2 separate regions of the Homo sapiens genome follow, and region 1 is linked to region 2. A link is an interaction called in ENCODE POLR2A ChIA-PET data of the cell type or tissue named here. Cell type or tissue: MCF 10A. All regions are shown on one strand. Links, peaks and the distances in the headings refer to the core of each region. The heading gives the core; the rest is flanking DNA. Region 1 has its middle 22 kb from the start of TIAM1. Region 2 overlaps TIAM1 (TIAM Rac1 associated GEF 1).

Evidence for each region. ChIA-PET counts read pairs that join two places held together with the same protein. Peaks named below come from ENCODE experiments on the same cell type or tissue, not always from the same donor. Only the 100,000 strongest peaks of a DNase experiment are listed, where the experiment ranks them.
Region 1: POLR2A ChIA-PET joins it to region 2 with 8 read pairs; 4 of 35 experiments call an interaction of 5 or more read pairs at or near these places.

The regions. Positions count from the first base shown.
Region 1 is chr21:31,363,146-31,368,703 of GRCh38, reverse strand. It overlaps a transcript of TIAM1 not described here. Among named protein-coding and RNA genes, the nearest start is that of TIAM1, 22 kb to the right of the region's middle. RefSeq lists an enhancer at 1,076-2,275. In MCF 10A, for the core only: no CTCF peak of the experiment used is centred there; a DNase peak (open chromatin) is centred at 1,753.
Region 2 is chr21:31,307,534-31,315,303 of GRCh38, reverse strand. The region is part of intron 2 of TIAM1 (TIAM Rac1 associated GEF 1); the gene reads left to right. Among named protein-coding and RNA genes, the nearest start is that of TIAM1, 33 kb to the left of the region's middle. In MCF 10A, for the core only: no CTCF peak of the experiment used is centred there; a DNase peak (open chromatin) is centred at 4,323.

The DNA.
Region 1 (5,558 bases), core at 1-4,000, 56 kb before region 2:
CCCGTCCTTTTCTTCTTACAAATATAAGTATACTGGGGACGGTCAAATCTGAAGTCTTGTCAGCCTATGCCTGCCTTTTGGGATCTGTTCACGCATCTATTTGAAGCCTGTACGCTTTCTTGAAATGCTTTTTTCTGCCTTGTGATGTGAAAGTTTGGTCGCTATTTTTAGCTTTTTAGACTCCTGGCAGCAAATCCGAAGCCTACAGAATAATTTTGGATTGGGATATTTTGGATTTGAAGTCAACTGTGGCACTCTAATTAAAAATGTTATGCGTGTGGCTCAGCCAGCTCAAATGAATAATTTGTTGAGCTACAAACAGTAACAAATTGCAGAAATGATTCACCTGGAGTTTGAGAAAAGGTTATTAAGAAAGCGTAAAATAAATTATTATGGAATATTAAAGCCCTTTTAATATTATGGAATATTAAAGCCCTGAGGAGCCTTTTAAGAATGGGGCCTATGGAACAAAATAGGAAGTTGTTAATATGTCTTAAATAGTTTCCCTTAAAACCTTTGATGAAGTTAAAATAATTGGTAGACATCTTTTGTTAGGTTTGCCATCAAGTTGGTTAAAGTCTCTTTAATATCATATAAATAACTGAGTTTAAAATCAGAGAACATGTTTTAAAATGAATTCTTTGAAAGTGAAACTTGGTATGAAGTTTCCAGTTATACTGAGAGGCCTCTCATGAATATTCTAGAGTGGCTATTTTTGGGTTCAGCTCATTGATCCATTGAAACTGAGCATCAGATGTTGTTTTTTAGGTCTTCTTTTGTGGTCCATGAAGCAGTTTAGGGAAGATAAACACTCAGTAAAGTAATATTGATTACGTGATTCCAAGTTAGACGTCATTTGAAGTTAAAATATTATAATTTAGTGGCCCATGAGGATGTGGAAAATATAATACCAACACACAAGAACAAATAGGTAACGAATAGGAATGAGTCTGTCAAGGACTGTAATTGATAAAGGACAGAGTTACCCAAATGGCGAAGAAACGGAATGTTGCTGCTTTTGCTGATAAACAGGTCTCTTGGTTGTCTGCTCTTTGGTCTCAGATAGAATGCATGAGGCCTGTCAGAATTTCTGGATCCTCTTAAATGTGGCCTTTGGTAAGAAAAGAATAAAAACATTCTTGCCAAACTTATTAGGTAGGTAAGTTTGGGTTGAATACCAAGGTATTCAAGTTCAGTTGCTATGGAGACTTCTTCACAAAGAAAAAAAGAATCCAAATGCCATTTAAAATGGATAACTAGTGAATTTCAAAAATGTACAGAATGAGGTTATTTCGGCCTGTTGGTCTGGGTACTTCTAGTCCCATTCTGTTGACTGGGAAACTAAGTCTTGGTGCAAATCAAGCAAAGAGTTACTGACAGACCTACCTAGAGAAAGGCAATAGTGGCGTTCTTCCAGCTCTGTGTCCCCTTTGCTGTTCATAGGGCTTGCAACTGAAAGACTGCTGGGGCAGGTGGGGGTTGAGGATGAACCAGGTGAGTTGCTCTGTTTGTGCCCTTCTTCTCTTCTTCACTTCCTCCTTTCCTCTCTCCCTCCCTCCCTCCCTCCTTCCTTCTCTCCTTACTTCTTGCCTGCTTACCTGCCTGCCTGGCTTCCTGCCTGGGATTGCAATTATGTTTCTGGAGCTATTTTCTGGGACCCATCCAAATCTGAATACTCATGAGTCATTTCCTTACAGATTCTCCTGTGGTTCTTTGTATTCCCTTTGTATACAGATTTGACCCTGGCATACTTCTAGTCAAGATTTCCAGTAAAGTGTTAAAAAGAGGCTGGGCATGGTGACTCACGCCTATAATCCCAGCACTTTGGTAGGCTGAGGCGGGTGGATCACATGAGGTTAAGAGTTCAAGACCAGCCTGGCCAACATGGCGAAACCCCGTCTCCGTTAAAAATAGAAAAATTGGCCAGGCATGATGGCACATGCCTGTAATTCCCAGCTACTCGGGAGGTTGAGGCAGGAGAATCGCTTGAACCTGGGATGTGGAGGTTGCAGTGAGCCAAGATGGCACCACTGCACTCCAGCCTGGGTGACAGAGCAAGACTCTGTCTGAAAAAAGAAAGCCCCTGAGCATCCTCTTTTTAATAGTCTCTGCCTTCCTTGGAAACTTAAGTATTGCAAAGAAAGCCTGTAGGATATGGCTACATAGTGCTCACCATGAAGATGACATTGAGCTTTCTCCTGATGGATGGCCTGGAGGGAGAGATGGATGGGAAAGAAAAGGAACCAGGAGTGTGTTCATTGCCCATCAATTCCCAAACTGAGGAGCCAAAGGGTGACATGTTTTTCATTCTCTGCTAACGGATGGATATGTTTCTTTCCATTTGGGACATGCGTAAGTTAAGTAACATCTGTGTGGTCATGGCAAGAATAAGGTAACTGGTTTCCTGCCTTTTACAATGTGACAAACTAAGAGTTGCTTTTGGCAAAGGGTGAAATCCAGCTTCAAGGTTATGAGTACGGTTTACTTCCTATGACCTCTGTCAACCATCCCAAGGGCCAAGGGCATAGTATTCATGGCTGTGACATCAGATAGGGGATGCCTGGTATCAAGGTGGATTGCCTTTCAAGTCACACTTTTTTTTTTTTTTTTTTTTTTTTGAGACAGAGTCTTGCTCTGTCTCCAGGCTGGAGTGCAGTGGAGCTACCTCGGCTCACTGCAACCTCCACCTCCCGGGTTAAGTGATTCTCCTGCCTCAGCCTCCTGAGTAGCTGGGACTATAGGTGCAGCTAATTTTTGTATATTTTAGTACAGACGGGGTTTCACCATGTTGGCCAGGATGGTCTCAATCTCTTGACTTCGTGATCCACCTGCCTGAGCCTTCCAAAGTGCCGGGATTACAGGCATAAGCCTCCGTGCCCGGCCTTATGTCATACTTTGACAGTGAAATCTTGCAGTTGTTGGGGAATATGGTTTGATTCAGGGAATATCTCTCAAGCACCTGTTATGTTCCAGGTACTATGCCAAGTGCTGAAGATTTAGAAATATGTGACACAGGCTGGGCACAGTGGCTCACGCCTGTAATCCCGCACTTTGGGAGGCCGAGGCAGGTGGATCACGAGGTCAGGAGATCGAGACCATCCTGGCTAACATGGTGTGAAACCCCATCTCTACTAAAAAATACAAAAAATTAGCCAGGCGTGGTGGCGGGTGCCTGTAGTCCCAGCTACTTGGGAGGCTGAGGCAGGAGAATGGCGTGAACCCGGGAGGCAGAGCTTGCAGTGAGCCGAGATCATGCCCCTGCACTCCAGCCTGGGCGACAGAGCGAGACTCCCTCTCAAAAAAAAAAAAAAAAAAAGAAAGAAATAAGTGAGACACAGACCCTGCCAGCAGGTGCTTCCTATATCCCATTGGACAAGACGGAAACATCAGCACATCCATGGAGAATTATGCAATAAAGACAGAAGGAGAAGTATATACAGAGCACAGAATAGAAAATGTGCGTTGTGTTAGATCTCTTCCCAGGATCTGCTGGGGAGATCTTCTTTCCTGATCACTATCCTGAGTGACTGGCGTGTTTGGAGACTAGATCTGGGGTCGTTGAATTCTGGCCTGAGGGCCAAATTCCACTGATTCTTGTAAGATCCTTGAACTAAAAATGTCTTTTACATTTTTAAGCGGCTGGGGGGAAAAGAAGAATAATTGGTGTCATGTAAAAATCATGAAATTCAGATTTCAGCATTCATGAATAAAGTTTTATTGGAACAAAGTCATTTTCATTTACTTACTGTCTTTGGTTGCTTTTACATAACAAGGGCAGAGCTCAATAGAGAGTATATGGCTCGCAAAGATTGAAATATTTATCTGATTCTTTAAAGAAAAACTTTGCCCACTCTGGACTGTGCCATTACTCAACAATTATGGTGTGGTTGGCCTGTCCTCTGTCCTTCCTCCCCCATCAACACACACCCACTCAGCTGTAACTGCCACCATTCTTTACTCAGTCTGTCCATTCGTCCATCCATCCATCAATCAATCCATGCAGCCATCCATCCATCCACCCATCCATCCATCCGTCCATCCATGGTCCCTGGCCATCATGGTGTCAGCTGTTCCAAGATTTGTTAATAGAGAGTACAGAACTCTTATTAACAATTCCTATAGGTAGAGCTGCTCTTTCCTCTCCATCTGTGGCTGATGTCTCAGTGCTTTCTCAATTCTACCATCACATGCTCAAATATAACCTTCTCCACTCCCCCACACCCACTTCAGTTGCTGGGGGCTCATTCATTGGCTCCCTCTGCGGAGGCTTGAGTGTAAGTGAGGTATTCAGCAGAGGTCTTTGGAGGGTTTCTCATTTGATCACAATCTTAGTTTGAGAAATGGTGCCTCATTCATTAAGCTGTAAGAGAGCTCTCTACAAGCAATTTTATTTTTAAGTAGCCCTTTGGTTAACAAGTTTACTCCACCTGGGATGCTTTTTATTTTTGGTGGCCCACAGAAATCTGAAACAGTGCAGTGCTGGGGCCTCTAATCTGTCTTTAGGAACGGGGGATACTATGAAGCTCACCATGCAGTTACTTAAGAAAGCTATCGGCTAGTGCTATTGTGAATGTGTTTTTACCTTCCTGTAAAATGCTGAAATCACAGACTTTATTACTAGGATAATGAAGAAATGTATAAGTTCAATGCAAGTGACACCAGCAGGCCTGTGTGTTGGGTAGAGATGTCCTGGGGCTGTTTTGCTCTGCACTTTTCCTCATGGGTGTTTCTTTCTTGAAATTGAACACCACTGATCTCTCTTAAAGCAAAATACTTCAGCAAATACACAGGAAGAACCCCCTCCCCCTTTTTTTCCTGTGGTTTCATTGCATGTTGTGTGGTTTCAGAGATACTTCCTTGGGTTGCCCCCCAACCAACCAGAGTTTCCTCAGAAACAGAGAGCTTTCTTCTGGAAGAACTCTAAGATTGTAATCTGGATGCTAGCAAAGCGTCTGCAGCTGCTCCATTTTTAATTCTTAATTTGGGAGTGATCAGCAGTTTCACAGAAGAGAGAAAAATCTAAGACATTCATCGTGTGATCATTCAGCATTTGGAAAAGGGAAAAGGAGGATTGAATGAGGTAATAAACAAGGGTGTTAATCAAGGAGAAGACATGTAAGGTGCAGTTTTAAAAGACATCATTAGAGGAAGCTTAGGGACTAACAAGATGTTTTTGCACAAATATGTGGTATGGAGGAGTGTTGTGGATCACAGGAGCAGATCTTCTCTGCTTCTTACCCCTGCAAAACAACATCAGCAGTAAAACCATTTAAAAAACCCAGAAAAAAAAACAAAATCCCGGTCCTGTTAGAATGTTGGGTTGTAAGGATCAGAAACCTAAGTTGATTTAGGGCCAAAGTGGGAATACGTTTGTCTGTGTACCAGTCAGGGTAAGGCTGGGGTTAGGGGACAGCTGGACCCAGGGAAGTTAACACGATCAAATGCTCTCTGTCTTTCATCCCTGTTTTCCCTGGATCAGATTAGTTCTTCTCAGGCCAGCTTGAACCAAACAGAAGCATGGCTGCCAGCAGTTTTAGGCTGACGTCCGCAGTTTTAAA
Region 2 (7,770 bases), core at 2,198-6,197:
TGACCTCGTGATCTGCCCGCTTCGGCCTCCCAAAGTGCTGGGATTACAGGCGTGAGCCACTGCGCCCGGCCATGCGCAGCTACTTTTTTGTATTTAGTAGAGATGGAGTTTCACCATGTTGGTCAGTCTGGTCTCCAACTCTTGACTTCAGGTGATCCATCCGCCATGGCCTTCCAAAGTGCTGGGATTACAGTGAGCCACCACGCCCAGCCTCATTGCATGTTGATTTTATTTATATTTAACCAAAATGTGGTTTTGGTGCGAGGTTTGGCGACTCTCACCAAAAAATTAAAGTAGTTAAATAAATAAATACGTGAAACTTGGATGGACCCCACCTTTATAAAGCTGGTAGAAGCCATGGAACTGCTCTTTATACAAATGCAGGTACGTCCCTGCACATAATTTTTACACTCAATTCCAGAAGGTTCAGATACCTTTGAAAGTCCTCCAGGGATCGTGTGCTAAGCATCCTTGTCCTGGGTCCATTCCCAGGGCCTATGCAGAAGCGCTGAAATTAGCAAGTCTGTGTGACCCCTACCCTTTACAAGCATGCACGTTTTAAAAATACAAATAGCTCCGTGTGCAAAATTGTAATTTCCGTCTGGGTAGCGCTTTTCAACTGAGGGTTGAAACCTTTTGGGAGTTTATAAAATAATTTTAGTGGTTTGCAGCCAATATTTCTAAAAAAATATATTGGAATAGGATAAAAAGTAAACCAAGCTATTATGTGTGTGTACTGGGGTTGAGAAATAAAAATATGGGTCCCTGTTTAAGAAAAACTGATGTATGTGCAGCTTGTTTTACTATATATTTAGGGCAGTGGGAGCAATTTAAAGAAATATTTGCTTTCTTTTCATTAAATGCTTTGACTATGTTGGCCCTTTTTCTTCTTCATAGGTAGGGTCAAAGAGTTTAGTGGGCTTACTAACATTTTATATAATATATCCTACTGCCAATCATCATTTATCCACAGTTATTCTCAGGATACCTCTAATATCAGTGAGCTTAAATCTGCTGAATGTTCTGATTTTCTGTGATAGTAAAACTTAAAAAAAATATATCCTTGCCAAGGGTCAGTGTGATTGGCCACTAGTTAACCATTTCATGTGGGAGACTTCTCCTCCTTGGCCTCACTTTTCTCATTTGTAAGTGAGAAATGGTCCTGATAATAATGATATTTTTCTCTCTGGATTGTTGGGAAGACTGAATGAGCTTTTATATGTAAAATTCATAGCGTAATTCTTCCATAAACATTGTTCTTCTTAGTAGCAGTTGTACTGTTTGTCTACCATGCAGGAATCACATCTTACACTCCCATTAGGATTTCTGAGAATCTGTTAAGTTGTCCATTCTGACTGCATTAACTAAGTGAATGGGCACTCTGGCCTTGTTTCAAAAGCATCTGTTTAATCTTTTTTAAAAAAGTGTGCTGAGCACAGTGGCTCATGCCTGTAATCCCAGCACTTTGGGAGGCCGAGGCGGACAGATTACTTGAGGTCAGGAGTTTGAGATCAGCCTGGCCAACATGGTGAAACCGCGTCTCTACTGAAAGTACAAAAAATTAGCTGGGTGTGGAGGTGCATGCTTGCAAATCCCAGTTACTTGGGAGGCTGAGGCAGGAGAATCGGTTGAACCTGGGAGGTGGAGGTTGCGGTGAGCCAAGATTGCGCCACTGGATGGCAGCCTGAGCAACAGAGCAAGACTGTCTCAAAAAAAATAAAGTGTGCTCTATTGAACTCCTGAATTTTTTAATAAATTATTTTGCCCCCACATATCATGAATGACATTAAAAGAACAATCTTTCTTTTCTCTATATTGTGAACCAACAGTCTGTTCACCTACAAATGTTGCAAATGGTGATTATTTGGAACCCAGATGGGAGCCTCCCAGAAGACTCAGAATAACATTGAAACTCAACTGCAAGGATTTGTTATTAAAGTAAATGTAGTGGAAAAAAAACACACAAAGAGCTAAACAATTTTCCTGGTGTACTCCTCCTCACCCCCATCCCCCTCCGGAAGTACTTTTTGTAGGTATCATGTTGATTTTTAAGGAAAGAAACATACTGAATTTCCAGGATTATTAAGTATACTAAAAGCAAATGTCTGCTGCAAATAAATGTATTCACATTCTTAGAAAAGAAAATTACGCATGAAAACTTGGCTTCTGCACCACTCTGAACAATTTGCAAGAAGAATGTTTGGGCTTGTCGTATCTTATTAAATAATATATTGGACACACTATGCACAGAAACATTCTTTTTGCACCAGGCAGGTGAGTAGCTGCCGTAATTTAAGGGTTGTGTGTGATGTGGGCTGGAGAAGATTGCTGAGCTATGTCTCAGAGGGCTTGACCTTTGTTAAAAGGATGCCCCCTGGCACACATTTCTGTATCATAACCTAACCTCTTTCATTCGCCTTTTTTCCTATTTTCATATTCTTTTTTCTTTTCTTCCCGTCATTCTGTCTGGCTATAAAAACCTTCCCTTAGGGAGAATGCAGTTACTGTATCTAGCAGAATCCTCCGGGAAAGGAGCATGAACTTAAGAGCAAGTGGACCTGCGTTGGAATTTCTACTCAGCTACTTTCGAGAACTTGGGCCATATAGTTGACCTCTCCAAGCCTCAGTTTGCTCATTGTAAAGTGACCCTATTATTATGGATGGATTCAGTGAAAACACCTTCATACGGATAAGGCTCAGATTTTTTTCCTTTTGGGTGTATGTATGTTTCTTAAGAAGAGAAATAATTTAAAAATCAAACAGTGAAATTTTTGGTTAGGGAAAGTGTTTTGTGAACAAGGAGGGTCTTTTTTAGAACTCCTGAAATCTCATTATTCCTCATGTTCCCATGATCTGTAAGGGATCTGCCACTACATGCTGCGTATACTAATGACGCTAACTCACCTGTTATATTGTTTCCCTTCCAAGACCAGTATTATGTGCTTAACTCTCATGGCTCACCTGGGAGGGGGTCATTATTAGGAACCTCATATATGGATGAAAAACTGATGTTTAATGTGGTTAACTCCCTTATATTAGGGTTCTCTAGAGGGACAGAAATAATAGAATAGATGTATATATGAAGGGGAGTTTATTGGGAGAATTGACTCACACTGTCACAAGGTGAAGTCCCTCAACAGGCTTTCTGCAAGCTGAGGAGCCAGGAAGCCAGTTCGAGTCCCCAAGCCTCAAAAGCAGGGAAGCCAACAGTGCATCCTTCAGTCTGTGGCCGAAGGCCCAAGAGCCCCTGGCAAATCACTGGTGTAAGTCCAAGAGTCCAAAAGCTGAGGAACTTGGAGTCTGATGTTCAAGGGCAGGAAGCATCCAGCATGGGAGAAAGATGGAGGCCAGAAGACTTAGCCAGTCTAGTCCCCTCCATGTTCTTCTGCCTGCTTTTATTCTGGCCGTGCTGGCAGCTGATTAGATGATGCCCACCCAGATTGAGGGTGGGTCTGCCTCTCCCAGTCCACTGACTCAAATGTTAATCTCCTTTGGCAACACCCTCACAGACGCACCCAGAACAATATTTTGCATCCCTCAATCCAATCAAGTTGACACTCAGTATTAACTATCACACCTCTCATTGTCTTTCTGGCCGCAGAGGTTAAATTCTCAATCACTGCTCAGTCCATGTGAAGAAGTGGGTACTAGAGACTTTTGTAGAAGTAAGTACCAGGCATAAATAGGCTAGTGAGGAGATGTAGAGAATCCTCTTCTCCCCCTCAATTCATGGACTGCTCATCACACACTTGATACATTCCAATGTGGCAGAAATGGAGCTGTTTTGGCATTTTTGCTTAGACCCAGGTGTCAGATGGTCTTCAGGAAATTATTTGGACAAGGGTGATGATAAATCACCTTCCATTCTGTTTGGGCCATAATCCCTGGAACCCATGGTGGGCATATTTGAAATGATTTGACTTAAATGTTTAAAGCTTTAGTCTTTCATTGGGTAATGTCTTAGAGAAGACAATTTCTTAGTAATATGAATTGTTCCCAAACTGAAGTCCATCCCCTTTTTAGGAAACTGGCAGCCCAATCCAGGCCCTCCTGCTCCCCTTTGGAGGGTCTTTGTTCCTCCTTGAGTTAGCAATTTTGACAATATTCCTCCAAATTTGACAAAAAAAAAAACAAAACAAACAAACAAAAAAACCATTTCCTGATGGCAGAGACATCAGGGAGAGGAATCAAATTTCTTCTCCTTTGTTCTGGAACGAGCTTATTGGCAGTTCATTATTTACATATCGTGAGAGAGTCCTGCCAAGCCAATGCAGGTGTTGCTGACTTGCTAAGACAAGTTTGCACTCTATTTTCTCTTAAGAAAAATTGGAATGCGGCCCTTTGTCAGAGGATTGCATTGCACGAGTCACTGAGCTAAATGTAAATATCCGAAAATGCAAAGTATGCTTTGCTGTAGAAATAAACATTTTGACATCCTGCCTTACATGATTTTCCTCAATGACGGTTGTTAGTGCCATCCTTCTTCTCTCATCCTGCATTGTGTAACCTTTCCTTTAGGGTTTTTGGCTACGCTAACAAGAGCACTTTTCTAACTTGTCTGCTTTGTCATTTTGGGGTCACCAAATTGGTAGTAGAAGGAAATGCAGTAGGTAGCGTTTTCCATCAGGGAGTGGTTACCTTCTGCGTCTGAAAGGCAGCGAGTGACCTGGATTTTTAGGAATCAGGTGTGTCCCGGTTGTAAGTCTGTGAAATTAGTTTAACCTCCATGGGGGTAAATTTCCCAGACTTTATTGGAGTGGTTTTGGTAGCTTTGTGACTACCTAGAAGATTCTCACAGAAGTTCGTTAACCCAAGGCCATTTTTCACCCAGGGTGGCTGACTCTTGTAACGCACAACCCGGAATTTCAGTGGCTTCATGGATTTATAGGTTTACTTACTGCCTATGTCACAGGCCAAAGCTGGCTGGCTGTGGGAGGGGACTGCTTTCTCTCTCGCCATGTGGTCATACAAGGACCCAAGCTTCCTCTATCTAGTTGGTTCTAAGCTCTCAGAATCCTCACCTGGCTTCTCTGCATTTGGTGTGCAGGGAATACTAGAGATAGAGCTTGGAGGCCTTCCAGGGACGTGACTGGGGCAGGGTCTGGAAGTGGCCATCATTCCTTGCACCCACATTTCACTGGCCTGAACTCAGGCGTGTGGCCCCCACATAGCTGTGATGGGCCTGGAAATGTACATTTCCTTACTTCCCAGGTGAAAAAGGAATTGATTTAGCATCTCTGCCACTGTTGGGTATTTAAACTTAATCTTAAGGTGAAGTGTATCTATTAGGAAGACATTAGCTGTGCAATTTACTTCACTTGGTAGCTGGGTATTTGATTTGCATTTCTGGACTTATTTTTGCGTTAGGTGGTTATGAGCTTCTCACAGATGGGAAAGAAGGGGATTTGGGTTTTTTACTTTTTAAAATGCTGGAGACTTTTCTTCTTTGCCTGATGATGTCTTTATATCCAGCTCAGAGAGCCAGAATGAATGTCTGGTCACGCATGATGGATTTTAGTTGAAATCAGATTTGGGTTTTTCATATAGTTTCTTATAGGGATCTATGCTGACTTCAGAGATGCCCTTAAGTTTGTCCTGAGTTTCTCACTGATCCTAGCTCTCCAGGGCTTGTAGGCCACATCTTCATTTTTTTCATTTGTGAAGCATTCTCATGACTTTTCAGAAGGACGCCAGCCAGACTCTCCGGTCTAGGACTCTAGAATTCTAGGCACATGACTCTTCCTGCTGAAAGATTTTTTTCCCAATAAGTTTAAAAGCTTTTCACCTTTCAAATAATTTTGCAAGAGTTTCGTTTTATTTTTTTATTCATTTATTTATTTAGTTTTGAGACGGAGTCTCACTCTGTCGCCCAGGATGGAATGCAGTGGTGCAATCTTGGCTCCCTGCAACCTCAGCCTTGGAGGTTCAAGTGATTCTCCTGCCTCAGCCTCCTGAGTGGCTGAGATTACAGGTGCATGCCACCGTGCCCGGCTAATTTTTGTATTTTTAGTAGAGACAGGGTTTTACCATGTTGGCCACGCTGGTCTTGGACTCTTGACCACAGGTGATTTGTCCACCTCAGCCTCCCAAAGTGCTGGGATTACAGGTTGTGCCACCGCACCCAGCTTAATTTTGGAAGACCTTTAAACCTTTCATCTGTTACTAGTCGTCTTTGACAGAATATGTTAAATTACTCTAAATTGATCTTTAGTCAGTTTTTTCCCCCTCCCACAGAATTGATCGGTATATCGTGCAGAGATTTGGTGAGGTGGAGGTCATTGAGCTTGTAAGGCCCAGAATGGTGAAGTTTTCAAGCTAATTGCATTTGCTTCCTATAGTTGCTTCATTTTTCATCCCTGTTTCCTCCTCTGCATCAGCACTAACCCCCCCAACTCCCAGCCTTTAGTTTGCTGTAGGCTGTCAAACCAGATAACCAAACTTGTTAAATTGAGAATCAATAGGCTGTACATAGGGACTACAACAGAATGACGCTCATTATTGACAGAATCAAGTTCAAACTCCTTGTCCTGGCGTCTGTTGGCCTCTGGCAGCTGGCTCATCTGGCATTAGCTGGTTGCACGAGTTGCTGCAACCCTCCCACCTCCATCACACACACATTGCATCCCCTTCCCGAATCACACCAAATTATAATGGATATTATCAATATCATCATAACAAATTACAACACGCGTTTATTGCGTGCATACAATGTGCCAGGTCCTTTTATAGAGTATACTATAGTAAACATTCCTGGCGACTGAAGCATTTAGAATATAGTAAATGTAGATTAAATTATGAAATGTTTAAAATAATTATATGTAATTAATATATAATATAAACCATATATTAGTGATTTAATAATTACAGGTTAAATATTAAATATATAAAATATATAGGCATATAGAATATATGAAAACATTTAACCCTCCTCCCAAGGATGAGTTAGATAATGCCATTATCTTCCTTATACAAACGAGGAAATGAGACGGAGGTTACCTACCTTGCCTAAGGTCATGCAGACGAACCATTGTGCAGCTTTTAGTTTTTTGTTTTGAGATGACATTTCACTCCATCTCCCAGGCTGGAGTGCAGTGGCGCGATCTTAGCTCACTGCAACTTCCACCTCCTAGGCTCAATCAGTCCTCCTACTTTAGCCTCCCGAATAGCTGGGTCTACAGGTGCACACCACCACGCCCAACTAATTTTTGTAGTTTTTGTAGAGATGAGGTTTTGCCATGTTACCCAGGCTGGTCTTGAACCCTGACAGGGATTCCGATTTCGTTTCTCAAGTGATCTGCCTGCCTTGGCCTCCCAAAATGCTAGGATTACAGGTGTGAGCTGCCGCACCCAGCCCATTGTATAGTATTGACTCTGATTGAATTAACTTGGCTCTCTTCTCCCCATCCTTTTATTTCACTTAGGGAAACCTCTATTTTTTATCTTGTAAATTCAACTGAGATTCTCCATCTTCCTGTAACCTTCCCTCCTCTCCAGTGTCTTCTTCCTGAACAGGATGGAGCCTGTACCGTCTAATGAGATAATGGCCCCTCTCCCCTTACCCCTCACTTGTCCAGAGGCATCTGTTTGCAAGCCCCTCCTTGCTAGACTTGAGCTCCTTGAAGACAGAACCAGGACCTGGCAAAAGGGGAGACCTTTATTAAATGCTGGTGGGGTTGATCAGAATTAGATGATCGCACCCACCTCCCCAATTTCCAGATAGCAAAACCAAGGCCCAGTGTGATACTGCCACAGAGTTCTCCGGGGTAGATC